2 separate regions of the Homo sapiens genome follow, and region 1 is linked to region 2. A link is a loop called in an ENCODE intact Hi-C map of the cell type or tissue named here. Cell type or tissue: heart left ventricle. All regions are shown on one strand. Links, peaks and the distances in the headings refer to the core of each region. The heading gives the core; the rest is flanking DNA.

What was found. A loop is a pair of places that touch in the nucleus more often than their neighbours do. Peaks named below come from ENCODE experiments on the same cell type or tissue, not always from the same donor. Only the 100,000 strongest peaks of a DNase experiment are listed, where the experiment ranks them.
Region 1: a loop joins it to region 2, with 2.1 times the contacts of the local background. A loop is called at or near these places in 7 of 110 quality-filtered maps.

Annotation. Positions count from the first base shown.
Region 1 is chr15:81,006,384-81,022,666 of GRCh38, reverse strand. No RefSeq gene overlaps it. Among named protein-coding and RNA genes, the nearest start is that of TLNRD1, 14 kb to the right of the region's middle. In heart left ventricle, for the core only: no CTCF peak of the experiment used is centred there; no DNase peak of the experiment used is centred there; H3K27ac peaks cover 1,008 bases.
Region 2 is chr15:81,060,442-81,076,724 of GRCh38, reverse strand. No RefSeq gene overlaps it. Among named protein-coding and RNA genes, the nearest start is that of CFAP161, 66 kb to the left of the region's middle. RefSeq lists a silencer at 15,813-16,002. In heart left ventricle, for the core only: a CTCF peak has its summit at 6,666; no DNase peak of the experiment used is centred there; H3K27ac peaks cover 286 bases.

The DNA.
Region 1 (16,283 bases), core at 3,960-11,959, 55 kb after region 2:
AGGAGTTCAAGACCAGCCTGGGCAACATGGTGAAACCCCGTCTCCATTAAAAATACAAAAATTAGCTGGGCATGATGGTGCATGCCTGTAGTCCTAGCTACTCAGGAGGCTGAAGCAGGAGAATCCCTTGAACCCAGGAGGTAGAGGTTGCAGTGAGCCAAGATCCACCACTGCACTCCAGCCTGGGCAACAGAGTGAGACTCTTTAAAAAAAAAAAAAAAAAAGAAAGAAAGAAAGAAAAGAAAAGAAAAGAAAAAATGATGTCTGATGTCTGAACTGAACAAGTAGAGACTTTTTTATATTGTCATTATTCCCTAAACAACACGGTATAACAATTATTTACATAACATCTACATTGTAGTAGGTATTATAAGTAATCTAGATATGATTTAAAGTATACAGGGCTGGGTGCAGTGGCTCACGCCTATAATCCCAGCACTTCTGTAGTCCAAGGCAGGCAGAAGGCTTGAGCCCACAAGTTCAAGACCAGCCTGGGCAACATGGTGAAACCCATCTCTACAAAAAAAATAGAAGCTAATCTGTGAAGATGAAGACTATATGTATGAGTCATTCACATGCTGGTGGTAAATTATCAATCTGCAAAATTAATCTGCAATATATAAAAATTAGCCCCATGTGGTAGCCTGCACCTGTAGTTCCAGCTACTCAGAAGGATGAAGTGGGAGGATCACCTGAGACCCTAGAGGTCGAGACTACAGTGAGCCATGATCGTGCCACTACACTCCAGCTTGGGTGATGGAATAAGACTCCATCTCAAAATGATAATAATAAAGTATACAGGAGGATGTGCACAGATTATATGCAAATACAACACCATTTTACATCAGGGAGTTGAGCATCCAGGGATGTTAGTATCCAAGGGGGTCCTGGAATCAATCCCCCACAGATACAAAGGAACAATTCTAAGTGCTTGGAAATGCACCTAGAACATAGAAAGTATCATGTAGGTGTCAGTTATTATTAGGAAAGCCTGGGGCAAAGGATACGAAATTACAAGGAAGATGATGCTGAAGACAAATTCTCCCATTTCCCAACTCAGGGGCCTGGCTAGAGTCACTGTTTCTCTCTGCAAACTGGCCATTTCCATTTCCACCGTCTTTTGCTGCCAACACGGAGAAGAGCTTCTGTGCTACAGCCGAGCCACATTTTGGTGCACGAAGATGTGCGGGTTGCCTGAGGATTCTAAGCAGCAGTTCTAGTACGTTTTCCACAGGCAAAATGCACTTGAGGCTCCAAACTACCAGCTTTGATCAACTGTTATGTGAGGTAAGGCCTTATCTGGTTCATCCTAAAGCATCCTAATGAAAACAGAAAACTGTAAGGGGAAACAGATGCAAGTTTGTGGCAGAGGGAAAAATGCACTGGAGTCTTGGGAAAGATGGGGAGGGAGGGCTATTCCTTTTTAAACACAGCATCTAAGATTAAAGTGCTTGTTATTACAATTATCCTCCAAAGAAATCCCATAAAATCCCCTCATTAGACTTTGACCCCAGACTTTAGACTCAAAAAATGAGAATTTGCTTTTTTTTTCAGTAGGGATCGTACCACGTAAAATATAGTATAAAAATAAAATAATAAAAAAGTCAAAAAATAAAAATAAAGGGAAAAATTTTAAATAAATTTAAAAAGGAAAAAAGAGAAAGAAAGTAACTAAATTTTTTTTAAAAAGAATTCACTTTTTTTGCTTTTCTTTGCAATTCTGGCGATGAGCTGACTTTCCCTGCGGCAACACCCACAAAGCAGTTCATGTCTCCTCTTTGAGCTTCAAGGGCACCATTTTTAAAATGGGGTTAAAAACACTTACCAAATGAAATATTGTATGGAATGGGTTTGGAGGTACCTCAAGCATAGCTGGTGATTATTGTTAGCATTAATATTTACTTCCAATGCCAAAAAACTGCCCCTCATTTTAAACTCCTTCTCTTAAGAGCTTTCTCTCAGCTCCTCCTTGCCTATAAGCCCAGACCCTGCTCTTTCATTACTAATTTGGTTTGCACAAAGATGTCATCCTAGAGTCCCATGGCAGAAATGGACCCTGGGCCACCCCACTGCCTTCCAACAAGTCCCTAAAGAGCCCGTCCCAGATTGCTAGAAATAATTAGACACCTAAAAAAGGAAAGTACACAGTCATGCTGATTCATACCCTTCAACTATTTAGGGGGCACAGAATGGCCCCACTACAAATGACCTAGTCTAATGCCCTCATTTAAAGACAAGGAAACTGAGGCCTAGAGAGGGAAGCTTGTTCAAGGTCATGCAGGGAGGTAGAGTTGAGCCCCAACTAGAGCTCTTAGCCATTGACTGCCAGAGAGCACTGACTCATTGTTCCAGGAGTTTGTGTACCATAGACAGGATGGTTTTGGGAAAATCACTTGAAGAAACATTAGGTCTCTTTCTCCTTGGGATTAGGGCTATTTGTGTTTCTATCTTATTCCCCAGCTAGAAGCTGAGCTACTAGAGAAGGCAAGGATCAAGCTCAATCATTTCTCCATCAATGCCTTGCACAGTATTAATACTTATTAAATATGTGTTACTAAGTACAGAAACAGTTGCTGTACAATAATAGGTAACTTAAAATAAGCCTGTTCATGTATCCAAGTAAATGATCAGAAATATGGGGGGAATTTGTTCATAAAGATGTTCATGCAAATACTACTTACAATAGTAAGCTATTGACAAAACAACCACCAAAATTTCTAACGAGGAAGAAATGACCAATTATATTGTAGTATACCCATGCAATAGAATTAAAATAGTATTTTAATAACACTTAAATTCAATTAATTTTAACAAAATGGTAAAATGCTACGCAAAAAAAAAAAGCAGGTTACAGTCGGGCGTGGTGACTCACACCTGTAATCCCAGCACTTTGGGAGGCCGAGGCAGGCAGATCATTTGAGGTCAGGAGTTCGAGACCAGCCTGCCCAACATGGCGAAACCCTGTCTCTATTAAAAATACAAAAATTAACTGGGCATGGTGAAGGGTGCCTGTAATTCCAGCTACTTGGGAGGCTGAGGCAGGAGAATCACTTGAACTCGGGAGGTGGAGGTTGCAGTGAGCTGAGATCATGCCACTGTACTCCAGCCTGGGTGACAAGAGCGAAACTCCATCTCAAAAAAAAAAAGGAGGTTACAAAAAAAATTCTAAGCAATTAACCATGTTAAAGAATATGTATAGAGGGCTGGGCATGGTGGCTCATGCCTGTAATCCCAGCACTTTGGGAGATCAAGGCAGGCTGATCACGAGGTCAGGAGATTGAGACCATCCTGGCTAACGTGGTGAAACCCTGTCTCTACTAAAAATACAAAAATTATCCGGGAGTAGTGGCAGGCGCTTGTAGTCCCAGCTACTCAGGAGGCTGAGGCAGGAGAATGGCGTGAACCCAGGAGGCAGAACTTGTAGTGAGCCAAGATTGTGCCACTGCACTCCAGCCTGGGTGACAGAGTGAGACTCTGTCTAAAAAAAAAAAAAAAAAAAAAAAAAAAAGAATATATATATAGAAAGAAATTATTGGAAGGACATATGCCTGAAATTTAGAGTGGTAATCTCCCAGTAGTAGCATGTTATAGAGATTTCTTTTTTTTTAGTTTTTTTTTTAATTTTTAAAAGTTGTCTACAGTGGGTAGGCATTCTTATGACAGAAAAAGGTCACTGTAAAAGCATCAGTTGAGAAGCTATCTTTTAGAAGGGCATCTGATCAGGCCTGCTATAGTTTGGATGTCTATCCCTCCAAATCTTACGTTCACTTTTGATTCCCAGTGTTGAAGGTGGCGCCTAATGGGAGATGTTTGGGTCAGGGGTGAATTCCCCCATGAATAGATTAATGCCCTCCCTGGAAGAGGGGAACGAGTGAGTTCTCACTCCATTAGCTCCCTCAAGAGCTGGTTGTTAAAAAGAACCTGGTATCTTCCCCCGTTCTCTTATTCCCCCTCTCGTCATGTGATCTCTGCACACACTGGCTCTCCTGCATCTTCTTCCATGAGTAGAAGCAGCCTGAGACCCTCACCAGAAGCAGATGCTGGTGCCAGGCTTCTTGTACATCCTGCAGAGCCGTAAGCCAAATAAACCCCTTTTCTTTATAAATTACCCAGCCTTTATAAATTACCCAGCCTTATAGCAACATAAAGTAGTCTAAGACAAGGCCCATAGAAGATTACACTGTATCAGGGAAGTGTCACTGAGGCAGAGAAATTTACTGATCCCAAATGCCATGTGCTTCTTTAAATTCCCAGTTACCTTGCAGCTAGGGCACATGACTGTTTCTGACCAATTAGCTGTGACACAGAACACTTCCGAGTCACTTTTGGGTGGAATCATTGAAGAACCAGCAGGCTATCTTTTTCCTTGCTGCAGGCACAAAGATGAATTCCAGATGGCATCAACTCCACCAGCCTGGGTACTTGGGTGATTGTATGGACCAAGTCTCTCTCCCTTCTCTCCCCCATACTACACTGGCATGAGAAATAAACTTTTGTGCTGAAGTCACTATGGTCCAGTGGTTCTCAAACTTTGCTACTTACTATAATCACTTGGGGCCCTTTTAAGAATCCTGGTGTTCAAATATCTGGGGATAGGATCCAGGCATCAGTATTTTTTTTAACTCCTCAAGTGAATCCACTGTGCAGCCAAGGCTGATAATCAGTGACCTACTCCATTGGTTCTTAAAGTGTGGTCCCATCCAGCAGCCTCAGCATCACTTGGAACTTGTCTGAAGTGCAAATTTTCAGGCCCTGTCCCATCCCAGACCTACAGATTCAGAAACTGGGGGTGGGGTCCCACAGCTTGTGTTTAATAAGCCCTCCAGGCAATTCTGATGGACAGGCAAGTTTGAGAACCAGTGGCCTGGACTATCTAGAGTATACAGGCATATTTCCTCAAGCTGGTTAAACTGAAGATGAATTTACTAACAAAAATAAGTAGTGGTTTTGTTGTAACAAGGGATGTCCCCACTCTTAAGAAACGCTTCTTTACTTGGATTCACCTTTGGAAATATTTTCACATATGCTTTTTAAAAAATGATTGCACTAACTCAAATGAATATTGGGGGGAAAATACCCTAGGACTCAAAGTATTTCATGGGGCCAGGCACAGTGGCTCACATCTGTAATCCCAGCACTTTGGGAGGTGGAGGAAGGAAGATAGCTTGAAGCCAGGAGTTTAAGACTAGCCTGATTCTGGGCAACAAAGCGAGACCCTGTCTCTACAAAAATAAAATAAAATAAAAATTGGTCAGGCATGGTGGTACATGCCTGTAGTCCCAGCTACTTGGGAGACTGAGGTAGGAGGATTACTTAAGCCCAGGAGTTTGAGGTTACTGTTAGCTGTCATTATACCACTGCATTCAGCCTGGGGGATAGAACAAAATCATGTCTCTTAAAAACAAACACAAAAAATTCATTCATAGGTAGTCACAGTCAGTAGTTCTCAGACTTTAAGATTTCTGAACACAGTGATTTTTTTTAAATGTTGGAAGCACCAAAATAAGGTTGATAATTAATTTTGCAATGCAAGAATAGTTTTTAAAATTAAAACTAACACCATTACATTCATGAAATGAGCTTTTAACAACAAAGACTAAGAAATGATATAATCTCCAAATAAAGAAAAGTCCATGATAGTACTATTAGTAACTTGACATTTCACAGTCCTCTGTTTTCCATTTTGCTCAGATTGATGAAATCTTTGACACACATAGGTTCTGGTCCTCAGCCAGTATCTTGGAACCACTGAACTAGGTGACAATTAAGGCCAACTCCCTATTCCCCAGGACATTATGTAATACCCAAAGGCTTCCAAATTGTACCAGAAGTGGAAACCTCTAAGCACTAAGCACTGCTATAACTTTCAGCATCAAATTGTTGCAACTCACAAATTCTACTTCTCCCCACATCTCAGTTCCAAACAGGCCTCAAGGCTTAATGTCTACAAAAGAATTCACATACTTCCCCAGTCTTTAGTACCAAAAATAATAACTAAGCCAGAGTATGCTGTTACCAACGTTCAAAAGTAAGGCCCATTTATACAGACAGAAGTCACACCCTGTGTAAACCACCACCCTCTTCCCAGGATGACCCCATCACAATGCTAAAGGGACAGAGAACTTCCCTCCCAGGGAACAAGTTACCAAGTACAATCTCAATAATTTTTTTGTCAGTTTCAGTTATAAGTTGGATGGATTGTCTGGGAGCCAAGTATGACATCTTCCCTCTTGGGCAAGGCTTGAAATTGGTGCTCACAGACGGGATCATGAGAATAAAGGGCATAGAGAGGCCAGTTGAGTGATTCAAAGGGTGCCGAGTCCAGATTTCTGTCCCAGTATGTTTTGCCCCAATAAGCACTACCTCAGATTTATTCCTCTGAGCCTTGCAGGATTTGAAGGTTTCAGTGATTGCTACTGAAGAACAAGTTATGTTCTATGAGCAGTAATTCCATTAATTCCTCTTTGAGCATGCAGATTAGGTCTTACGTTTATATCACTGATGCCTGCCCCAGAGCAGGTTGCCAGGAACTGCAAGCTGAATGGCTCAAGTATACCCAGGCTGGCAGTGGACCAGCATGACGGGAAGCAACGCATTGAGCTGAGAATGGGCTTCTCTTGGGGAAATTAAAGGCAGGACTATTCTGAGAAGGTTGGTGAGCCTGTCTTCAGCTGCTAAGAGCTAATCTCAGGGATTAGGATGCAGGCATCCTAGGATAAGAAATATTTGAGGATTATCTGGGGAGAGGGCAGAGAGGTCCAAAGACAGAAAGCACAGATTATTCACCTCTCACAATCGCCCTTTCATACTGAGCTGTGATTCCTCCTTGTGCTGGGAGAACAGGAGCCTAGATTGTATCTCCCAGCCCCATGGCAAGCTTTTGCATGTGCTTGAAGCTGGATCGCTAAAGTCATTATTCCTTTCACTGAGTCCTCACAGAATTCCTTTCAAAGCTGGAAATTGCAGTCTGAGAGAGGCCGGGTCATTTGGTGACCATCACACTAGGACCCCATACCACAGCCACTCAGCTTGTGGCAAGTGCAAGGCTTCCAGCTGTGCCCCAGTGACCCCACCCCCATCCAATGTGATTATGATCCACATCACAATCCGCACCACCAGAAAGGGGACATGAGCAACGCATTCCACTTTTTATGGAAATCATCAGTGGCCATTGACCATGGTAACTCTATCTGCTTATTACTTCACTGAAACCAGAGTTTCAGTGCTAGTGGTTAGAAATGCTGGGCTGGGAGCAGGTAGGATGTGGAAGGAAGAAGTTAAATAATTAAATAGATATAATACCTTTGTTTTAAACAATCCCTTTAATTTAGATAAGATAACCATAATCTTTTATTTCCAGATAGTCTTGATGATAAAATGCAAAAAAAAAAAAATTAAGGAAATGATTCAAATGGGTAGTTGCACATTGGAAATTTTAATTTGCCCAAACGCCCAAATGCCAGTTTGCTGCTGACCTGAGGGTCCCCCTGCATTCCCTGATGGCTTTGGCATAGGATCTCTTTTTCTTCCCTAAGGCTTTAGCTTCTTTCCTCCATTCACAGGAGCCTGATCCTGGAAAGCAAAGAAGTAGGCAGAGATTGCTAGTGGGCACTGCTCACCCCAGAGCCCAGCTTAAGTACACTGTTATAACTAAAACTTGATTATGGAAAGTCATGAGTAATTTCTGTATTATAACAATTATGGGACTCAAAGCCAGGACTCACTCCCTCAGTCAGTTCTCACGCTGATTTCAAGGGCTCCCCAGGGAATATGGTTCTAAGTTCGTTTGTGGGAAAAGACTCCCTTCTTGAGGTGGCATTTTGTTTCGTGACCCCTGCTGGACCTAATACCGCCCTGAGGAGAGAGGCAAGAATCATCACCAGGTTGGCATCCAGTCCTCCAGCTCAGAGCTCAAACTTAGGTGAGGCCCTGGGGTACCTAGACCAGTTAAGGGAAGAGAATTTGGGCCATCCAGGGCCTTGGAAGCCACCCAGATCCCTGGGAAGTCCACAAAAGACCAGACATGCCAAGGCCGCCCCGTTCTGCAGCACAGATGGAGAGTCCTAGTCTTTGGAGTCATCTAGGCTCAAAGGGTTACCACGTGTTCAGAAGGACGGGAAAGATATTTCACATAAAGAGACCAACAAAAGCAAAAGCAGATATAGGAATAAGAACAGCACGGAAAAAGGCCTGAGTTCTGCCCATCATGCTGGAACAGAGGTTGGGCTGGGGGTGGTGGGAGATGAGTGCCATGGCCTGATAAGGGCCTGGTCCTATTCCCTGTGGGACCAGTCCAGTGGCATGCTGTCGGTACTCAATAAGTAGACTATGTGAAGTTGCAGTTTAGGGCCTAGATTTACTACACAAAAGACATGGCTGATGGGAGGAGGTGATGAAAGCATGCCTAATTTGGGCAGGTAATCCAGACTGCAGCTAGGGACTCATTAAGCAGCATTGTTCAGGTGAGGGTCAACAAGGGGCCTAGGCTAGGATGCTGGCTGTGCAGCTGGGGAGAAGAAACAGATGCCAAGGGTATGAGAAAGGAGAATTTGAAAGAATTTGGTAACTGACTGAAGGGAATCTAGCCAAAGGAAAAGGTTAATGAACTATTTTACTCTTGGGGCTTTTCATCTCTAAAAGCTTGATATGACTTATAAACACTACATTTGTTCAGCAGAGATGTTTATTGAGAGCCTCATATGTGTTAGGTAACTGCGTTAATCACTGGAGATAAAAAGATGATGCCACCACCTGATGATGATCCATACTAGGAACATGGATAGGTAAACAGAGAATTACAGTAACTTGATAAATACTAACATAGGGAAAGTGCAGGGTACTACAGGGACCTGCAGGAGAGGGTGCCACCCAGGCTGAGGACTGCGGAAGCGGGTTAAGGAGAAGCAGGATGTGGGGTGAGTGTTCCAAGGGACAGCTTGTGCAACAGCTTGGAGGCAAGAAGACAGCATGACACTGGAAGGACCTCTAAAAAGTATAATTATGGGTAGACTGTGAGAGACCAGACCTGCTAGAAATGCCTCAGTGAGGAGTTTGCCTTTTATCCTAAAGTCCACGGGAGAACCATGGAAGTGTTCCAAGTAGGTGAAGAGCAAAGGCAGCTGCAATTTAGAAATCCAAGTGGAAGTTCCTTGACAAACCAGAGGTTTATCTTCTTCAAGCATCCCTTAGGATACCAGGATCATGAAGCAGGTGGAAAGCCATCTGTCCATGGAATCAACTCTGCCCGAGTCTTTACAAGGGGCCTGTGGGCATCCAGGGCCCTCCACAAATGGTCCAAGAGGAGCTCAGACCAAAGGCTTAAGTGAGGCTTAGGAAGAAACCCATAGGAACTGTCATTGGAAAGATTAAAAATTTAACAGAGTTGAAGAGCATTTCGCCTCAATGGGCAGAGGGACACTATCCTAAAAATCATTCATTCACTATAGCCAAGTGGCTAAGAATGCTGTCTCTGTCACAAGACCTTGATTCTTACCTTTATCCCCCTACTTACTAGTTTCTTTGACCCTAGGCAAGTGGTTTCAATTCAGCATCCTCATCTGTAAAATGAGAACGACTCTTCATACCTCAAAGGGGTTGCTTTAAGGACTGAGAAACACAATGTAAAGTTTCTAGCGTATACATCAGGAGCTCAAAAAAATGCCAGCTATTGATTTTCTTTCATTAAACAAACAATTTAGCATCCTGGTCACCTTCTAGGGATGACAGATGAAAAAGACACAACAGATTGCCTTGAAAAGCTCCCAGTCTATCAGCCAGACAGGTGCACTCTCCAGGCCAGGTGCATCTTCAGGAGCCCAGTTCAGTTCTTGGTGATCCACAACAATGGCGGGCAGCCAGGCTCAGGACTCTTCTGCAAGTGAGCTGGGCCCACTGGCCCCACCCATGGCTGCTGATCCAAGGCCAGGCTAGCTGCTTCAGTGAAGTAGGGGAAAGCTGTTCTGCTTCCTACAGTGCAGATCCCATCCAGCAATAGCCTCACACTCTGCATCAACACCACCTCAGAATTAAAGAGCAGCCAGGCGCAGTGGTTCATGCCTGAAATCCCAGCACTTTGGGAGGCCAAGGAGGGCAGATCACAAGGTCAGGAGTTTGAGACCAGCCAGTTCGAGATCAGCCTCTGGCCAACATGGTGAAACCCCACCTCTACTAAAAATACAAAAACTAGATGAGCGTGGTGGCACTCTCCTGTAATCCCAGCTACTTGGGAAGCTGAGGCAGAAGTGCTTGAACCTGGGAGGTGGAGGCTGCAGTGAGTCGAGATGGCACCACTGCACTCCAGCCTGGGCGACAGAGCAAGACTCTGTCTTGGGAAAAAAAAAATCAAAGAGCAGAACAGAAAATGATCCCTGAGCCTTGGAATAAAGCCTACTTTTTAAGGCACCTGAAACCTCTAACTAAAAACTGCCCTCTGGCTGCACAGAAAATACATTCGATGGAATTCCCACCTACATTATATGCGGTCGCCTGGCACTGAGAGTAGGAAAGTGGGGTTCTGATGTCAACATCCTTCTCCCTGGTCAGCAGGATAATATATCCAGATGATCAAATCTAGGGACTATGAGGCCCCAAACAGCCAAAGATCTAGATTAGAAGATCCTTAGGAACATAAATTATGGCACTTATCCTGGTCCCTTGTAATGTGTTTTATCTTGCTATCACTTCCACTGCATTCTAAGCTCTTATCCATATTCCCAACACTTATTGTTAAGTACAGCATCCTCTCTGTACAGTCAGGCTTAAGAAAGGTCTACTGAACACTGTTGAAAAATCCATGGTGAAGATCCCAGTATCTTGATATCCCCAGGAGGCTCCAACTAATGTCCTATACTCTGTATGGAGTTTGTGAGTCATTCTTCTCTCAGCCACACACATACACACACAGGGAAAAACAATGCAAAAGGAACAATTTAGATTAGGCAATTAGGAAGTTCTTCCAAAAACTCTAAGTGAACTCCCAATAGATAATGCAAAATTCACTTCTTAAGCTATTTGTAAGATGGTAGAAGCATCTAGTCTCTCAGCTCTGAAATCTGACAAGAAGCCATAGAAGTTCAGACCATACAGGATTTCATGGACATGTTTAAAACGAAAAAAAAATCAAATAGGCTTAGTTTTTTTTCAACATTTAAAACTTTTTCCTTGTAGCATTTAAAGTGAATAATTCTCGTATACCCAGGAAAGAATCAACACCCATGATACAGTCAAACCTAAACCATTTATCACACCTAAAGAGAAGATGCTCTGGTGCGTCATGCCAATGCCTACATACTACTCCCCAGTCACCCGAACAATGAGTACTCAATGCTACGCTTTCCTAGGCCTCTGTTTTCTCCAGTTACATAAATGTAACACAAAAGGATGATGCACTTGGAAAATGTCTTCAGCCTGACAAACGGCATCTCAAATTGATTTTATTGGGGAAGACAAAGGACTGGATTTCTAGGGTTGTTTCTAGTTCTAGGATTGTTTCTAACAGTAGTTGTGTGACTTTGAGTAACTCCTTAAGTAAGGTAATATTTTAATACAGAGAACATGCCTAATACTGCCCCAGACACCTAGTAAATGTTTGCTAAATCAGAAACTTTTACCATTGGCCTTGCTAAATCTGACACTATTCTAGACCCAACTAATGAATGGCATAGTAAGTGTCATTACCAGCAACTTGCCCCTATGTGACAATGGGCTAATGCATTCATTTATTATTAATGTGAATCTAGAAGGTGTTTTGTGGCTGCCCAGGATGAAGCAAAACGTCCCAGTGAAGTCAAGAATTGCCAGTGTTTCTAGAAACTTCTGTGGGCAAGAAGCTTTGCTTGCCCTCCAGAAAGAGAGGGATGAGGGGAACTGGAACACTTGAGCCACCTATAAGGATGCATCTTTAGTGGGCACTGTGGTTCATGCTTGTAATCCTAGCACTTTAGGAAGCCAAGGTGGGCGGATTACGTGAGGTCAGGAGTTCGAGACCAGCTTGCCCAACATGGTGAAACCCCATCTCTACTGAAAATACAAAAATTAGTCCCAGCTACTTGGCAGGCTGAGGCACGAGAATTGCTTGAACCCAAGAGGCGGAGGTTGCAGTGAGCCGAGATCACGCCATTGCACTGCAGCCTGGGAGCCTGGGTGACAGAGCAAGACTGTCACAAAAAAAAAAAAAAAAAAAAAAATAAGAAAAGAAAAGAAAAGAAAGGAAAAGAAAAGAAAAAGGATGAATCTTTAAAGTGATTTCATATCTATTCAGTTGAGTTTACCTATCCATTTTAGTTATGTGTATAATCCAGGTAGAAAAACTCCCATTTCAATCCGGTTTATTAGAGTCATTGTTGCTGAGCCAAACGGAATATAAAGCCATCTTCATGGGGCTCTCCTTCGTCACAGCCACACTTACATAATAATCACAGCAGAACCAGTTTAAAGAAACAGTATAATAAAAATTGCTCCAGAGTAGTATGATTCCATCATGAAGACAGCTAAAATATCAGGTGATCTATTTGTGTCAGTTTTACGGACAGCTTTGCATTGCATTTCAAACACAAAATGCCCACATACCTTAAAAATCAAATTCAAAGTGATAACTAAAGTAGAAGCATGCTTATGTTTTTAGAAATATCTTCATCATGGAACCTGCATGAGAAGGAATGTTTAAGTAAAACCAAGCTGCCAAGTAAACACTTAGAAAAATCATTAACACAAAATTCTATCTGAAGGGAGATGCTAGAATGACTTGCCAGTTAATTTTAGAACAGGAAGCTGATGATCATCAAAATGAGAAAAGTTAAACTGAAAGGGCATCAGTGAACACTAAATGGACCTGGGTTTCCTACAATAATCTCCAATTTCTGGAGGTTTATCATCAATGTAGGTCTCTTAAAAAGTTGGTAAGATAGCCAAGGTAACCAAATGATTTTTCACTTAAACAGTATCTGGCGTACCACCTAATATTTGGGAAAATTAGAACAAAATCAGAAGCTATTAAAGCTTAGGTGATGCCCTATAATTTCAGCAGTTTTTCAGGTCAGTATGTTCATTAAACTTGAATGCACAGCATATATATTTCCCTTCCTGAAACATTGGATTTAAAAAATTTCCTCTCTATGTCTACTTCAGCAAAATCTGGATACATGTTATCTTCGACATTTAAACAGACTTGCCAATCAAACTATGAATTATAAAGTTTAAAATCAGTAAATGGATTCACTTTTAAATTATGCTAACAAATCTTAATTAGCATTCAAATCTTACCTGAAGTCTAAAATGTTTGACTGACATGGTTTTAAAATTATAAGACACCCAATGTTTTAGAGAATCTGGATAGGAGGTTTGAAACCACACAGAATCCTTCCCAGAGGTAGACTGAGAAAACAGAGCTATGCTCATCATCTGGGCCGTCCTTGAGGATGTTATAGTATACTTGCTGTGTCAAATTACTGGAAGGGTAAAGGCAAGGTTATTAAGGGAAACTGACTTTAACATAGTTTTTTTAGATCATACTTTTGTTTACTTTATGAAGAAGACAGAACTAGTCTTTTTTTAAATTTTATGGGGGGACAGGGTCTTGCTCTATCCTCTAGGCTAGAGTGCTGTCCTGAGATGATGGCTCACTGCAGCCTCGACTTCCCAGGCTCAAGTGATCCTCCCACCTCGGCCTCCCAAGTAGCTGGGACTACGGGCACATGCCATCATGCCTGGCTAACATTTTGTTTTTTTTTTTGAAAGACAGAGTCTTGCCATGTTGCCCAGGTGGGTCTCGATCTCCTGGGCTTAAGCAATCCACCCATCTCAGCTTCCCAAAGTGCTGGGATTACAGGCCTAAGCAACCATGCCTGGCAGGTACTTGTCTTACAAAGCTCATCACAAGATCTTAAAGCTCATCACAAGGGCTTACATTTCATGTGAATTCATTTAATTTTTATAATGGGAAAGGCAAGGCACAAATGTTTAGATGACATCCACGGTAATACCTGCCCACCTCACAAGATTGCACTAAGGACCCAATTACATAATAAACATGAAAGCACTTTATAAACCAAAAAGATCTAAGTAAACATAATAAATGCCTAGGTTCCTACAGTAAAGAATGAAACTATGATTCAGTCATGGCCACTGCTTTTATCTGCTTCTCAAATATTTATGGGACAGAAATCACCTAGAGGACCTGTCAAAAAGAGGGCTCTAATTGGGTAGATCTGGGCCAGGGCGGGCCAATAGTCTGTGTATCTACCAAGTTCCTGGGTGATGCCAATGCCAGCTTCTGGGGCCACCCTTTTGAGGAATGAGACTCTAAAAGATCATCCTAATTCCTGGTGCATGGTCAGCCTTAGAGAGTATATTTCCTGAGTATATTGCAGACTTTGGTTATCCTTAAAGTGAGCTTTGGGATAAGTCTATATACTACATCTCATTCTGAATATAGTACTTTACAAACTCAGTATCAAAGTGTTCTTTCTTGGGCAACCAAAGAGCTAAAGGGTTGAATTTTAATTAGCTTGTCTGCTATTCCGTTTTCCAGGACAAGCGTCAACAACATGTGAAAGCATAGAAAGCTGTTTTGCCAGTTCACTATTAAATGATTTCAGTTCATCTCAAAAGGGTGGTGGGAGGTAGGGAAGGACCCTGAACTTGTAATCACATCCCCCTCTCCAAAAGAAAAACCTGGATTCTCAAAGATTTCAAATTAACAAGAGACCAACTTGTCTTCTCTATCTGGAGAAATGGTCTCAAAATATCCAGGAGAACAAAACCACCTGAGCAAACACGTAATTTGCAGAAACGCTGATGCTTCCTGATAGAGAAGTACTCTAGACTCAGACCTGACAGAGAATAAAAAAGAAACCCACAGCCCCTGTAGGGCAGTGGTTCTCCAACGTGGGCATGCATCTGAATCAACTGGGAGGGCTTGATAAAACACAAATTGCCACACCTCAAGAGTTTCTGATGGAATACGTTAAAGGTAGGGCCCAGGATGAGACTGAGAGTCCCACAGACCAAGCTGAGGTTGGTCTGAGTCTAGCACTGAGTCTAGACAGCAGCCTTCCCAAGAGGAACCACGTCTCACTCACAGCTGCACACCAGCACCAGCAGTGTCTAGTAGCACACACAGTTGGTCCCCAGTAAATATTTGCCGAATTAATGACCATTATAACTTTCATTTCCAGGAACAATTTTACTACTTGCTTATGTATACTTGCTGCCAAGTATCTTATATACAGATTCATTTAAAAAAAAATTACACATATGTTGGGCACTATAGCCCTTAACCTTAAGGGGTCCACAGTTAAATTAAATTGACCCCAATCATAGACACTAGTATCACACTTTTTCCTTATAATACCCGGACAGTTAAATCTTAAAGCCTTCTGCCACTGAAGTCGAAGCAGACAACTCACCTACCTAAAGAACCCTAAAGTAAAACCCTGCTTAGTCAAAATGGAGCAATTAATTGCATACATACTCCTACCAAAAAAAAAAAAAAAAAATTAAGTAAAGACAAGAATTTGCCAGGGAGGAACACAAATACCTGTGCCCACACTGGAAACTCAGAGATGGTCTCCTTAAAGCCTCTTCCAGTTGATGCAAACCACAAGGCAGCCCAGGGAACAGTCCCAGGTGAAAATGCTACTAAATCTTTAAGGATTTCTTCTCTAAATCCTTCCACGTTCACTCAGCAAAGCTCAGAAAGAATTTTGGCAGTCATTTTTCAAATCCTCTGCCTGATCTGCATGTTACCATAGTCACATTCATTCGGAAAAACAGGTGTTTCTGTTAAAATTAGCTGTTCCAAACTGCCAAATATTTTAAATCCCCATGCCAGCTTTAAAAAAAAAAAAAAAAAAAAAAGTTAGGGCGCGGTGGCTCACGCCTGTAACCCCAGCACTTGGGAGGCCGAGGCGGGTGGATCACGAGGTCAGGAGATCAAGACCATCCTGGCTAACACGGTGAAACCCCGTCTCTACTAAAAATACAAAAAAAAAAAAAAAAAAATTAGCCAGGCGTGGTGGCGGGCACCTGCAGTCCCAGCTACTAGGGAGGCTGAGGCAGGAGAATGGCATGAACCCGGGAGGTGGAGCTTGCAGTGAGCCGAGATCCCACCCTGGGCGACAGAGTGAGACTCCCTCTCAAAAAAAAAAAAAAGTGTGTGTAAAATAACCAATCAGATGAGGATGGTGGGGGTGCGGAAGAAAGCAAATACACACACATAATTTTTGTGTTTCCTAACATCACCCATAAATGCTATGCTTAAAACAGGCAAAGAAAGATGGAGTTGT
Region 2 (16,283 bases), core at 2,928-10,927:
AAAAAAAAATGAAGTAAAAAAAGGGTGAATTAAGGTTTTAAATTCATCTATAGTTTGAGCAGCAGAATAGACACAGCTGAAGAAAAATAAATGGGTCAATTAGAAGACAGAAGGCAGAAATTATGCAGAAAAGTACATACAAATATACAGAAATAGAAGATATGAAAATATGAAAGACAGGTTGGCAGCCATGGAAGAGAGAGTGAAAAGGTCTAACATATATGTAACTGGGGTTCCAGAAAGAGCAGCTACTCTACGGAAAGAGAGAATGAGGATAGGAAGTATACAAAAATATAATATCTAAGAATTTTTCAGAACCGATAAAAGATAGTAATCCTCAGATTCAGGTAGACATCGGGAGTACTCTGAAGATGCGCTTGTATCGGCAGCACCAAGATTTCTATCTCATAATCCACTGGGTACCAAAATAGTAGGGACAGAGAAAAATGGGCCTCTCGATTTGCCCTTAGAATACAGATCTGAGACTTGACCCGCATATGCTTCTCATATGGAAGCAGTAATAATAACAGCAATAACAACAATAACAGCAAACACATGATGTGCACTGTTTCTTCAATTGCAAAATTAGGAAGGAGAAGGACGTAATCTCTAAAACCAATCCTAGTTCAGACATTCTATAAAGCTTGAAAAGGGTTGTAATCTCTATAAAATCCCTTGGATCAGAAGTTCTCTATCTACTTGATGGAACTCAAAGACAGCTAGTGTGGAAATACCCGAGTCTGAATGGACACTTGGCCCTCCTCTGAAGATGGGCTGCAAGCTGCCTGCCAGATCTGTGGGTTGAGGATACCCAGAGCTACAGTGAACTTACATAGTTCCCTTATACAAATTGGAAAAAGATAGTCTTCTGCATGCACCTTTTTTTTTTTTTTTTTTGAGACGGAGTCTCACTCTGCTGCATGGACCAACTTTTTAAAGTTATCCTTCAAGTTGACTCATGAGGAAAACAAAAGTTATCCCTTTGTGAGAAGAAGCAGGTTTCCTTTCCTATGGATTGATGTGACCCTCTACCAGGAAAAACAACGTGGCAAGAGAAACAAGGTCTGGATTTTTGCTCTAGCCACCCACCTCTGCTGGGTATAAACGGCACAACCTTGGCGGATGCTCACCAAGCCCATTCCTTCTTTATGGGCATGTGGCTAAGCTGCATCTCCCAACTCACATCTAAATGAACCCATATGACAAGTTCTCACCAATGCAAAGTGAACCGTCATGATGCATCACTTTCAGTCCAGAGCAGTTAGAAATAAAGGTGCCTCCTCTATACTCATGTTTCTCCCTCCATAGTAACTTGGAGGCCAAGTGTTGAAGGTGGCTGAACTACAGGTTGGAAAAAGCCTGAACCTCTGAGTCAGTGCTTATATGGAAGCTGGCCCAGAAGAGCTGTCCCACCAGAAACATCTGCAGGGGGCTTTTATAAGCAAGACATAAACTTTTCTCATATTAGAACACTGGCCTATAGAAACTCATATACCCTTTGTAAGTTGCTTTCCTCTTGCTCCAGAGCCAATGCCAGAAAAATTTTTTTTTAAAACCTGCTACAGATGCTGTGGCTCTGCTCTCAGACCTCCACTGAAAACTGAAAACATGCTCATGCACAGGCTCTCTGGGGCCTGGTCATTTCCTCTGCCAAGGATGGCAGCCAGAACCCAAAAGGAGCTACTGATTCATTTTGAATGAACTTTACCCGCCTCATAGTTTTTTTTCATTCTGATCTATTTAATCTTTCCAGGAATTTCAAGCTCCTAGAAACCAGAGTTCTCAGAAGCTAATTCATCGGCCAGAATGGCTTCATAAAAACAGCAGGTGCTCTGTCAGGAAGGCCTGGAACCAATTCTGACTCTGACACCTGTTTGCTACATAACCCTGGGATAGTTACTTCACTGCTCTGAACTTCAGTTTCCTCACCTATAAAATGGAAATACTCACTGAATCAGACAGACATCCTTAGGGACAGAAAATCAAACTCAACTTGTTAAAATAAAACAACAGGGAGTCGATGGGATAAATAGCTGAACAGGCCAAGGGTCTACTTCAGGTGCAATCTGACCTGGGACTCACACATGACTAGAATCCATGCTCACTTTGCTTTCACATGCTCACCTCCACTGTCCTCCTCTAACCCCTCACCTCCACACCTCCCCGCATCCTGGACAGTTCCAGGCTCTGTTCTTATGGCTCACAACTTAGCACCAAAAGCCAAATAGAAAAGAGAATTTGTGTACCAGTATATCCAAGTTCATTCTGATTGGACCAGTGCTAGATCAGATGCTTATCCCAAACCATTGACTATAGCCAGGGAAATAAGTCCCTATCCTGTCCATATAAGAGCATTGGAATTCTGTTTGGTTTTTTTTCTGAGAATTTTCTCATAACTACTTATCTGTTCATTATCTATTTTATCTAATAAACTACCCTAAAACTTAGCAGCTTAAAATAGCAAACATTTATTATCTCTCAGTTTCTGAGGTCTAGGAATCTGGAAGTGGTTTAGCTGGAGGTTCAGGCTCAGGGTTCTCATGAGATTGAAGTCAATCTTTCAATTGATGGCAAAATCATCTCAGGACTCTCCTGGGGCTGACGGATCTGCTTCCAAGCTCATCTGCATGATTATTGGCAAGCCTCAGTTCCTTTCTGATTGTTGGCCAGAGACTTCAGTTCCTCACCACATGGGCCTCTACACAAGGCTGCTCACAGCATGGCAGCTAGCTTTTCACAGAGTGAGTAATCAGAGAGACAGAGAGAGATTGACTAAGACAGCAGAGCTCATGACAGATGGAAGACACTATAACCAATACCATTGCTTCTGCCATATGCTATTGGTCATCCCAACCAACCTTGGTACAATGTGGGACTACTTTAATAGCAGGCAGTGAGGATCATAGGGCATCCTCTTGGAGACTGGCTCCACACCCATCCAAATGGTTCTGGGAGGATTAGGTTCACCAGGGTGTCCAACTCATCCCAGTTTGCCCGGAACTGTCCCAGTTTTAAAACAGAAAGTCTGTATCATGAGAACTCCTCTGAGTCTCAAGCAAACTGGGATGAGTGATCACCCCAAGAGCTACAGATACTAGGAGGAATGATGAAAGATTTTTCACAGGACATTAGACATTAACTCATTTGACCTCTTCACCTTCCCCAAAGGGAGACTGAGATCTACAGAGGAGAAGTGACTCGCCCAGGATCAAACAATGAGATGGGGCAGAGACCAAGTAAGATCTCAAGTCTCCTGCTTCCCAATCCAGTGCTTCCCTTGCTCCCCTCACCCCAATTCCACACTTTCGTGATGAGCGCTAGCTCTTCCTTTGAGAATAAGGTGTTCACGGTAGTTTAGTAAATTGTTATTTAGGAACCCACCATATTGTTCTGTTTATTTTGCACTTCAATAAAGTGAGGCCATAGCCCAAACAGAAGTGGTCAGAGCCTAGGAAGGAAGAGACAAAAGGTGACCACCTGTAAAACAAATAAGCAGGACAGAAACCAGGCATGGTGGTGCATGTCTGTAGTTCCAGCTACTTCAGGAGGCTGGGGCAGGAGGATCACTTGAGCCCAGGAGTTTGAATCCAGCCTGGACAATATATTGAGACTCCATCTTGAAAAAGAAAAGAAAAGAAAAGAAAGGAAGAAAAAGAAAGAAGGAAGGAAGGAACAAAGGAACAAAGGAAGGAATGAAGGAATGAAGGAAGGAAGGAACGAAGGAAGGAAGGAAGGAAGGGGCAGAGAACAACCCAAAGCAGAAAGAAGATTTGGACCAAGGCCTAATGTTCTTACTCAAATTTCTAAAATATTTTAGGCAGATTATTTAACTTCTCTGAGCTCAGCTACCCCATCTATTAAAAGGGTGTATGCCAAGTGTTTCCAATTTCCAGGCTTCCAGATTTCTCCAAGATAATACAAACAATTTCGTGCTTTCTCAACTCACCCCTGCTACTTAGGCTATGCCTAGCGGGCTTTTTCTTTCTCAGCCTCACCTCACTAAGGTATTTCCTCAACAAAAAGTCACAAAACCGCAATGAGACACCATCTCACACCAGTCAAAACGGCTATTATTAAAAAGTCAAAAAATAACAGATGCTGGCAAGGTTGTGGAGAAAAGGGACACATACACGGTGAGAATGTAAATTAGTTCAACCATTGTGGAAAGCAGTGTGGCAATTCCTCAAAGAGCTAAAAGCAGAACTACCATTCGACCCAGGTTACCTGTATCCTATTCTATTTCTGTATCCTATTCCTAGGATTCCAGGAATAGATAACCCAGGTTATCTATTTGGTATCCCAAGAATAGGATACCACTCTTATCCCCAGGTATAAGAATATACCTATTCCGCTGGGTATATACCATTACTGGGTATTCCATGGTATATATGTACCACATTTTCTTTATTCGATCTGTCAATCATTGATGGACATTTAGGTTGATTCCATGTCTTTGCTAGTGTGAATAGCGCTGCAATGAACATTCACGTGCATGTGTCTTTATGGTAGAATGATTTCTATTCCTCTCTGTATATACCAATCACGCAGATGAGCTTGGAAGCAGATGTGTAAGCCCTAGTAGGGTCGTGAGATGATTTTAGCCTCAACTGACAGACTGAATGGTATATATACCATTGCTGGGTATATTCCCAGAGGAATAGAAATAATTCTACCATAAAGACACATACATGTGAATGTTCATTGCAGTACTATTCACATTAGCAAAGACATGGAATCAAACTAAATGCCCATCAATGACAGACAGGATAAAGAAAATGCCATACATATACACCATGGAATACTACACAGCCATAAAAAAGAATAAGATCATGTCATTTGGGAAGATGGATGGAGCCGAAGGCTATTATCCTTAGCAAACCGATGCAGGAAAAGAAACCCAAATACCATTTGTTCTCACTTACAAGTGGGAGCTAAATGATAAGAACTCATGAGCATAAAGAAAGGAATAACAAACACTGGGGACTACTTGAGGATGGAAGGTGGGAGGAGAGAGAGGAACAGAAAAGACAACTATTGGGTATTGGGCTTAATACCTGGGTGATGAAATAATCTGTATGACAAACTTCCATCACACAAGTTTACCTATATAACAAACCTGCAGATGTACCCTCGAACCTAAAATTAAAGTTAAAAAAAAAAGCCATCACTTTGTATGAAATATACCAATCTCCTAGCAGGCAAAAGTGAATGCAGACAGTTTTTGTCATAAATGGAAATGGATATTGCCTAATCTACTTGGGATCTTGGCAGCTCAAGTGAACTAATGTGAGGGTATGAAAGCAGTGGTAAGCTTTACAAAAATATGAACTAACTTATGTGGCTGTGGAGGCTTTCGGTCACTTTCCCAGAGTCTGATGTCATAATTTTCCCATGTCCTGATGCTCTATTCTCTCTCTTTCTTAACATGCTGGGGCACTGTGGAGTGTGAGCCAGCCAGAATAAACTGAACCTCAGGGCACACTTCTTTGCAAGGAAGCAGGCTTGTAGGGGTGTGTGATATGGGGAAGCCTGACTCTTGGCCCCAGACTGATGATTAGTTAGGCTAGCTATGTCTCCCAAACAAAAAGAAGCAAACTCTGCCAAATATGCAGGGGACGAACTTAACATCTGATTGGGCACAGGGGTGCTCCTTCCTTCTGCATGAGAGAGGCTGGTAGATGTCCTCAAGAGGCAAGAAGCACAAGGTTTCCCTTCTTCAAAGGGAATCCTGGGTTCTGTTTCTCTTTACCCGGAATAATAGTTTCAACTGCAATTTGAAAAGGCAGAGACCAAAGGGAACTCCAGGGACTTCCTTGTCTTTGAACCTCATTAAATGGCTCTGATTTCTTTTCTCTTTGCTTAAGTAGATAATAATATTGCCAATAAATACAGCCCAATGTATCCTCTGCCAAAGACTGGATTGATGCCTTAATAAAGGAAAAAAATTATATTTAGGAAAAGTAAATTTTACATTCCATATATAATGAGAGTGCACTGAGTGTGGAAAACTGGGCTTCAAGCCATGAGGGATGTAAAGATGAGTAGAACAAAGTTATTCAGCAGAAGTAGTTTACAGTGGAGGAAAACCGCTATGCCGTGGACAAGCGCAGCCAGGATGAACAAAAGGCTGAGTATGTAAAGGTCCCGTTGCAGGGTGCTAGAAGGAAGGGCAGGCATCACCGTGTGAGAGAACCGCCTTGAAACTGACATCCAGAAAAGAGTCCTTGACAGGTTTGAAAAAAAGAGAAAAAGCCCCACACAGTGACCTCTTTCTTCAAAATACATCGTTCAATTCCCTTTGATCACTTTCAACAATGGCAATCAGGATCTAGATTTGAGCTTGAGTTTAATTCCCCTACCTCCCAAATGCTAATTGAAATGGCTGAAAACTTGTAATCTGGGAAATGCCACACCAGCAGTAGTAAATTGGGAAGGGTGAGCTCTTTGCAGTGTCTGACCCCCCCTGGTCCTTCCCTGCCTTTCGGAATGCCGTCTTCACGTGGTTTCCACCGACAATCCAATCTCGGGTTTTCCTCCCACCTGGCTGGCCTCTCTTCCCGTATCCTCACCCTCTTCCTGACCTCTACATGCTGGGGAGCCAAAGAACTCAGTCCTGGGAACTCTCCACCATCTATGTACACCCCCTAGTGGAACGTGTCCAGTCCTAGGGCTTTCTTATATAGCTCATGCGTCCTCCTAGATGCAGTCCAGCCACGTCTTTTCAGACTACTGCGATCCCCGCCCTCATTCTTGTCCTCCTGCTTTTATTCTTCACATGGCTGCTAGGATGCTCCTTTTAAAACCTAAGTCAGATCACATCACTTGTATCCTCACACTCAACCACGGCTCCTATTCAACGCAAGTAAAAGACAAAAATCCTGACAATGGTCTACAGGGCCCTACCTGATCTCACTCTGGCTGCCGGTATTAGTCTGTTCTCACGCGGCTATGAAGAACTGCCCGAGACTGGGTAATCGACAAAGAAAAGATGTTTACTTGACTCACAGTTCAGCATGGTTGGGGAGGCCTCAGGAAACTTACTATCATGACGGAAGGCAAAGGAGAAGCAAGGCACCTCCTTCACCAGGTGGCAGGAAGGAGAAGTGCTGAGCAAAGCAGGGAAGAGCTCCTTATAAAAACCATCAGCTCTTGTGAGAACTCACTATAGTGAGAACAGCATGGGGGAAACCGCTGCTATGATTCAATTACTGCCACCTGGTCTCTCCCTTGACACGTGGGGATTATGGGGATTACAATACAACAGGAGATTTGGGTGGGGGCACAAAGCCTAACCATATCTCTGCCTTTATGAACAATCTCCTCCTACACCTCCCCCCCTCGCTCCACTCCAGCCACCTTAGCCTTTCTAATGTTCCTTGAACATTCCAGATTCTCTCCTGCCTTGGGACCTTTGCACATTCTGGGCCTTCTGCCTAGAACACTCTTCTCAGATACTCATACTTTTCACTCCTTCATTTCCTTCCAGTCTCTGCGCAAATGTCACCTTGCCAGAAATGCCTATCAAGGTCACTATTTAAAATAATGTCCTCTCCCTCCCCCATTCTCTATCCCCGTAAACTGATTTTATTTTGTTTTCATTTAACATATCCCTATCTATCATTATGTTATATATTAATCTGTTAGCTTCTGCCTGCCTTTCCCTTTACAATGTACGTTCTGACTACTGTGACTAACCCTTAGAACCATGCCTGGGCACAGTAGGTACAAGGTAAATACTTGGGAATGTACAGATGAATTCATTAATCAATTAATCCATATGCCAGTTACTCAAGACCTTTTTTTTTTTTCAGTATAGAGCGCAGATAAGACCAAATAAGGTTGAGCATGTAAGGAAAAAGCACTCCTAAACTGTGAGTGGACAAAATCTGCAGCAGATCTACAAAACACTCCCAGGCCTGGATCAGTAGGGCTAGAGGAGAGGGCCATCCATGGCGCAGTTTCCCTTGGAAATCTCAGCCCTCCAAACAATTGCAGGAAGCACCTGATTCTCTAGGCAGTGAAGTAACAAGACAACCGCAGTGGATGCTGAGATGTGCTGCTCAGGTTGACTGAAGAACTGAGCACCCCCCTCCACTGCTGCTGGACATGCAGCCACTGGTCAGCTTTCTCTGGAAAGAGCTGAAGAGAACCACTTTGCCCAAAGTCCACACCCGCTTCTAGGGCAGTTCACCTCCAGTGACTATTAGATGTTCACCCCATCTCCAGGCAACTTCAGAGGGATATTCCAGCTTCAGATGCTGCTGTGCAGTTGGCTGGGACCTCCTGAGGCTGCATCATGGCCCAATTTTTCCCTCTGCCCATCCTGCTTCCTTTCCATCTCTTCCACCAGTGTAAGCTTCAGGAGTACTCTCCAATAAATTTCCTTCCTCCTAGTCTCCAGCTCAGAGACTACACCCAGGAAATGCGACCTACAACAATATTTCAGAGAGATTACACTACTCTCTGTATGGTGAGCTGGAAGAGAACAGAATCAAAGTCTCTGAGACTAAAGATCAGGCAATGGCCAAGAGCAGTGTCTCACGCCTGTAACCCCAGAACTTTGGGAGGCCATGGCAGGGGGATCACTTGAGGCCAGGAGTTCAAGACCAGCCTGGCCAACATGGCAAAACCCTGTCTCTACTAAAAACACAAAAATTAGCTGGGCATCGTGGCATGTGACTGTAATCCCAGCTACTCAGGAGACTGAAGCAGGAGAATCATTTGAACCTAGGAGGCAGATGTTGCAGTGAGTCGAGATTGTGCCACTACACACCAGCCTGGGCAACAGAGCAAGACTCTGTCATAAATAAAATAACATAACATAACATAACATAACATAACATAACATAAAATAACATAAAATAAAATAAAATAAAATAAAATAAAATAAAATAAAATACAAGATAAAATAAAAAATAAAATAAAATAAAATAAAATAAAAAATAAAATAAAATAAAATAAAAAATAAAATAAAATAAAATAAAATAAAATAAAGATCAGGCAATACCAGATGTTACAATAGAGGAATGGTAAAAAGATGGAATATATTCACTCATTGGACTATTACACAGCAATTAGATAAACTAAATCTAAGTATCCAAATGGAAAAATTTCAAAAATATAATCTTCAGTTTAAAAAAAAGAGAAGTTGCAGAATATATGCAATACTTTTTTTATTAAAAAATACGCAAAAATAATACTATCTATTGTTTTCATGGATGTAAAATGTAATACAAGCATAAAAAGCACAGACCTGAAGGGCATCCACAAATTTCATGATGGGGTTTGTTCTAAGGAGAGAAAGGAAGAATTAGGATTAAAAAAAACACACAGCCGGGTGCGGTGGCTCACACCTGTAATCCCAGCACTCTGGAAGGCTGAGGTGGGCGGATCAACTGAGGTCAGGAGTTCGAGACCAGCCTGGCCAATATGGTGAAACCCTGTCTCTACTAAAAATACAAAACTCAGCCGGGCATGGTGGCATGCTCCTGTAGTCCCAGCTACTTGGGAGGCTGAGGCAGGAGAATCGCCTGAACCCGGGAGGCAGAGGTTGCAGTGAGCCAAGAGTGCGCCACTGCACCCCAGTCTGGGTGAGACTCTGTCTCAAAAAAACAAGCAAACAAACAAACAAAAACTACAAAGGGGATTTCAAGAATATTTTATTTCTTACATTTAAAAAATCTGAAGAAAATGCAACAAGATGATAGCATCTATTACATTTCAGTAGCAGAATTAAATGGGTATTTGCTAAATTAGGCTTCATCTTTTTCTATATTTAAATTACTTCAAAATTATAAAAAATGTAATTCAAATATTAAAAAATTAAATCACAAAATAACCAAAATTTACTTATAAGTAAATAATATAAAAACAAAAAGGAACATTTTATGAATAAATGCAATGAAAAAATCACATAAAAAGATAAATTCGACTTTAAAACAGTATAAGTGTGCACTGAGAAGTGAAGCACAGAAAGGAAAATTAGTATTAAACAGTTCAAATTTAGAACAAAAATATTCTGAATTTAAAAACAAACCTGCAATAAAATGACAAAGAATCAATATCATAATTCATAATGAGCTCATGAAGAAAAATCAATAGCCTATTTAGAAAAAATAGTGGGTAAAAGTAAACAGGTTATTCATAAAAGAATAAGTACGTTTTAAAATTAACCCACTACTAATCATCAAATAAATGCAAATTAAAATATCTTTTTTAACCCATCAAATTGGCAAATATTTTCTTAAGATAATATGTAACTCTAGCAAGAATTGGAAGGTTGAATCAATAAAGATAAAAAGAATTTCTCATTCATTAAGGGCAAGAGTATAAACTGGTTGAGTTGGAAAACAGTCTGTCAATATGTAACACAGTCTTTAATATGTGCATCATTTTCCTTTACTCGCTTCTAGGAACTAGCTGAGGAGTCAATGGGGAGGTGCACAAAGATTTACTCAAAAATACATGCTAGGCTGGGCGCGGTGGCTCATGCTTATAATTCCAGCAATTTGGAAGGCTGAGACAGGTGGATCACCAGAGGTCAGGAGTTCGAAACCAGCCTGACCAATATGGTGAAACCCTGTCTCTACTAAAAATACAAAAATTAGCTGGGCCTGGTGGTGTGCACCTGTAGTCCCAGCTACTTGGGAGGCTGGGACAGAATTGCTTGAACCTGGGAGGCAGAGGTTGCAGTGAACCGAGATCGAGCCACTGCACTCCCGCCTGAGTGAGAGTGAAATTCCATCTCAAAAAAAAAAGAAAAAACAATGCTGCAGTGTTACATTTAATATAAAAAAATTGAAAAGAGTTAAAGTGCCCAATAGAGAGACGCTTAAGCAGATCATTTTATACCACATGAAGGAATATTGTGCACCACAAAAGGTATATTTCCAAGAGACATAATAATGACATGCAAAATTGGCACATTACAAATATAGAAAGCAGGATCCTTAATTAGGTATACAATGTGCTTCTAATTTCATGTGTCTATCTATGTGCATATTTTATGCTTAGAAACCATACACATGAACAGGTTATAACATAAAATAATATCACCTCAGGTTTTAAAAATATCTATGCATATGAAAAACTGGAAGACCCATTTATTAAATATCGACATCATCTCTGGACTTGTGGAAATTAAAAGACAGTCATTTTTTTCCCTTCTTTATCTACCCTATATTTTAGAAAGTATATAACTGAGTCAAAGACATAGGAACACCTCTTTAAGAATTTCCTGAAACCCAAGGCTTCACTGTGAGTCGCAGGAAAGAGCCTGAGACTTTAAATGATGAAACAGGTCCAGTGGTCAGGGAACCTAACTATGACAACCTAAGCCCATCCTGTTTAAATCTCTAATGTGGCCGCTGTTGCCATTTCTGAATGGATTTAAGATGGTATAAGACAGGCCTCTGCTGAGCTGCCCTGTTCATAGCTGAAAGTAAAGCAGCCTCTACACCCAGCATGGAGGCCCTCAGATGGAGGCTTCCTTCCTGTGTAGCTTTCCAGCCCACCACCAAGAGAACAGGGGCCTCTCTCCTTCCTTGGCCTCCTGTAGCCTTGTTTGTCTCCTGCTGTCCTGTCACCACGTGCTGTACATCTCCCTTAACTTGAGCCCACCTGTAGGCCTTTGCATTTCAAACTGCCTGATATTCTTCTGCTTACCCATTTACATTTTAGGTTTTTCAGTTGTGGTTATTTGTTTGTTTGAGGCAGGGTCTCACTCTGTTGCCCAGGTTGGAATGCAGTGGTGTAATCATGGCTCACTGCAGCCTTCACCTCCCAAGCTCAAGCAATCCTCTCACCTCAGCCTCCTGAGTAGCTGGGACCACAGGCACACACCACCATGCCCAGGTAATTCTTTTTATTTTTTGTAGAGATGGGGGTCTCACTATGTTGCCCAGGCTGGTCTCGAACTCCTGAGCTCCAGTAATCCTCCTGCCTTGTATTCCTAAAGTGTTGGCTTTACAGGCATTAGCCACTGTGCCCAGGCTTCCACTTATTTTTGAACGCTTGATCTTGGGTTCCAGAATGTTATCTTGCATTTCAAATTCTGCTCTATTTATCTATGTGTGGGTCAGAAAAAGAACATAAGAGCTCAGCATACCTACCACTACATGCCTCCATTTGCAAAGACTCAAAGTATTCCATTCTTTAACTCCATGAACGTTTCACAAGAGAAGCAAGGCAACAAATCAGAAACAAATAGTACAGTGACCAACTTATGCCAGTGTGCCTGAACTTTCCTGGTTTTATCATGGAAAGGTTCACATCCCAGTAACCCCTGTCCCAGGAAAACCAGGATGTTTGGTCACCCTGGAGAGGATCCAAATTCCTTTGGCAATAGTATAGGGCATCCTCTCTGATGCTCAGAAGGGTTTGTTGATGAATTGGACAAAAACCTGGATATCGGAGGAATTTAGAAAAAAATAGTTTTATCTGGCAGCTAGATATAGGTTTAATGTAAATATTTAAATACGGTTAAAAGCAAATAGAGCACTTCCCTCAAACAACAATCTTGACTTCACAGTCTCGAAGGATCAAAGAACTTTGAGAAATTCACTGTATTTATTTCAAGGATATTATTCACTTTCTCACACTGTATCCTCTAATGAGGATTAAATTGATGATGTGTCTTACATCTTAGTATTAGGAATTGCTCCGTTTCACTTGTGTAGCAGGCTTATTTTTTTTTATGGACACTAGATTCTATAATTAGTGCTGTCTTCCTTTTTACCTTTGTTGCTAAAAGCCAAAAGCCAAATTTGCATTCAAACCTTTTAGTGAAACATATGAGATATACGGAATTATATCTCATATGTGCATTAACTTTGCCCATAGATTTATTTTCTTTTTCTTAGCCATATTTTCTCTTTTAATTTCTTATATTAGAAAACAACATTGCAGCCGGGCACAGTGGCTCACACCTGTAATCCCAGCACTTTGGGAGGCTGAGGCAGGCGGATTGCTTGAGGTCAGGACTTTGAGACCAGCCTGGCCAACTTGGTGAAACCCTGTTTCTACCAAAAATACTAAAATTAGCCGGGCATGGTGGTGTGTGCCTGTAGTCCCAACTACTTGGGAGGCTGAGAAGGGAGAACTGCTTGAACCCGGGAGGCGCAGGTTGCAGTAAGCCGAGATCGCGCCACTGCACTCCAGCCTGGGTGACACAGCCAGATTACATCTCAAAAAAAAAAAAAAAAAAAAGAAAAAGAAAAAAAGAAATAAAACAACATTGCATAATATTCATTTATTCTACAAATGATCATTGAAGAGATACTATTTTGGGTTCTAGGGAGAGAACAGTGAACAAAACCAAGTCCTTGCTCTCATGGAACTGACATTCTAGTGAAGAAAGACAGACAAAATAAATAAATACATTAGGTGGTATTAGGTGCCAAGAAGAAAGGTGAAGGGATGGAGAGTAAAGGCTTCTCCAGGGAGCGAGACCAATATAGCACAGTGAGAGGCTGCTACTGTAGATGGGTAGTCTGGGACAGCCTCTTAGAAAAGGGGATATGTGAGCAGACACAAAGAAACTGAACAAGTGAGCTGTGAGGCAGAGGGAATAGCAAGTGCAAAGGCCCTGGGGCAGAAGACTGTTTACATGCTCCATAACAGCTAAGCATCCAGTCTGGCTGCAGAGAAAGTAGGGAGGAGAATTGGTAGGACCTGAAGCCAGAGAGGAAAGGAAGCCATATCAGAGAGGATACTGTAGACCCTGGACAGGACTTTGAGTTTTACTCTGATGAGATGGCTCCCATACTGCAAAATCATCAGGCTGTTGTATTGATAGAGGACTGTGGGGCAGGGTGAGGATAGTTGCAGGAAGATCAGAAACAAGGCAACTGAATAGTCCAGCTAGGAGATGCATGCAGGATAGTAGCAGTGGAGACCATAAGCAGTGGTGGGGTTCTGGACACATTTTTGAAGGTAAGTCCAACAGGATATGCTAGGGGTTGAATGTAAGGTAAGAGTAAAGAAGGGGACGTGAAGATGACTCTGAGAAACTAGAAATAGCATTGAGGCAGGTAGCATAGCATAATGCAATGGCTCTCAACCCTGGTTGCCCACTGGAATCATCTGAGGAGCTGGGAAACCCTATGAGGACTTCATCCTACCTCCTAGAGAATCTGTTTTACTGGTCTAGGGTAGGGCCATCCACATGTCCCTTCTTTCACTCATACCTTACATCCAACCCCTTGTAGAGATGCACATGCCTAGGAGGGAAAGGCAGTGGGATCAAGCCTGAGCGAACTTGAAGGATCCCTTGGCCAACACTGAGGACCAGGAATGGCTCGGCCCCATGAAGGGTTTACAATGGCTTTGAGGAGATGAGGATTAGTTCCTCAGGGCCCTTCCTACTCACAGCAGCCTGACACCACAGCCACATTACACATCTTGAGGATTAGCCTTCTCTACAGGAAAACTGAATAGATTCATCTTTCTTCTGATACCTTAATCTCTCAATCATCTACTTTAATAACCATTTTTGTAAAATCAAATATCGAAAGTTAAGAATAGAGACCAGGCTTACTAAAGCAACAACAGTCACACTGAAATGCTAATTCAAAGAATCTGCACTCCAGTCTCCCATGACAAGCAATGCCTCAGATTCTTTAGGAATCAGAGTGCAGGGCCAAGGTGATGAATGTGGTTGTACAGTTATCCAGTCTCATACATCTGCATCCCTGAGGAGTGGTTCTGCCTTCCGTTAGTCAGGAGGCACTGCACACTCTCCAAGCCCAATATAAATGAGCGTAGTCAAGAGCAGAATTAATCAACTCAATAACCAAGTCATGGGAAAAGCAGGGATGGAGCCAGCTTCAGAAATTACTGGAACCCTGAGCTCTTTCTTCTTCTTGTGGTTCCTTATGCTGGTTTCATTCGCTTCAGATTCACTTTCACTGTGGACCATGGCTTACACCTTCAGAGCACTCTGACATTAAGAAAAGCAGGCAGCTCTCTCCCAGCTCCAATTTGAAAAAATCCTAGAAGAGGACTTTGATTCCCCTAGCTTGGGTTGTGTGCCCATCCTTTTGGCCAGGAGGTCAAGCTCTGTTACTATGTAACAAGGAGAAGAGCTGAGCAGACAAAAGTAATAGAGGTCTACAATTCCCTGCCACCACAGCTCGTGTTTATTCAGTCACTGCTCCCTGAAAAAGTGGTCCTCAAAGTGCACTTTCTGGCTACAATGGCCACAGAGGCATAAGGTCTGGGTTAAGAAATATCTAAGACTGCTTCATCTGTGTTCCACCCTCATAGACTCATGAGTCCTTTCTCAAGCAAGCATAAAATCAATGCAATTGAATCTTTTTGTTGTTGTTGTTTTTACAAAACACTTTGTGCAGAAGGCTGAATTTTAATCTAAGCAAATTGTTTCTGGTGATTATAGGATAACTAAAGTTTACTGTTCTAGATCACTCTACAAGTCAACTTTCCTTCTCTGATTTTAGATCTATTCAGAGAGCATCTCCACTGTGAAAAACATTTATGATAATTTGCTGCCACTACACGGACTTCCACAAACTCAACCTTCCTTAACCCCAGAAACCACAAACTTTCAAAAATGATGACAAGGGGAAGAGATGAAAGATGCTGGAGCAATGCAGCATAAATCCCAACCCACTCCTCTGCTCTCCACACTGTATGGATGGAGGTGCTGAGGAAGTTGGTGGGGTGAGGAGAGGCCTGAGAACACTCACTGATAGCCTCCAGTTTGGAGTGACATTGATCTAAGTGGGTGATCGTGTGGCCTGGGAAAAATGTACAATAATAACCAATGTCAGTAGGGCCCTGACTTACCACACCAGTAGTTGGGCACCCAGTGGAATGGGGAAGGGGCCTGAGGGCTGTAAGAACAGACTCCAGGGCTCAAAGCTGTTAGAAGAGTGACACGAAGGTTAAAGAGGGGTCCCCCACTGCAATCTCCCAGGAAAAAGATACACCCCCTCCTGCTTGTGGAGGGAGCCCTGGAATGGCCCGATAAACAATCTTTCAGATCAGAGTCAAGTCCAGGTCCTCAGTCAAGGCTGTGCAAAAACTCTGTGACATTTCCTCCTTCCCACACTGTATCCTTGGGTCCAGGAAGGCAGAGGAGCCTGTAAGCTATTCTCAGACCATAGCCATACAGGGAGGGCCAACAGACTCAGACAAGCTGGGAGAGGGAAAATTATTTTTTAAAAAGTGAAAGAGATACTACTACTAATAAGCACCACATCAATATTTTCACAAGTGACTCTTCCAATCTTTCAAAGAACACTTCATCCTGACATCACTTTCAC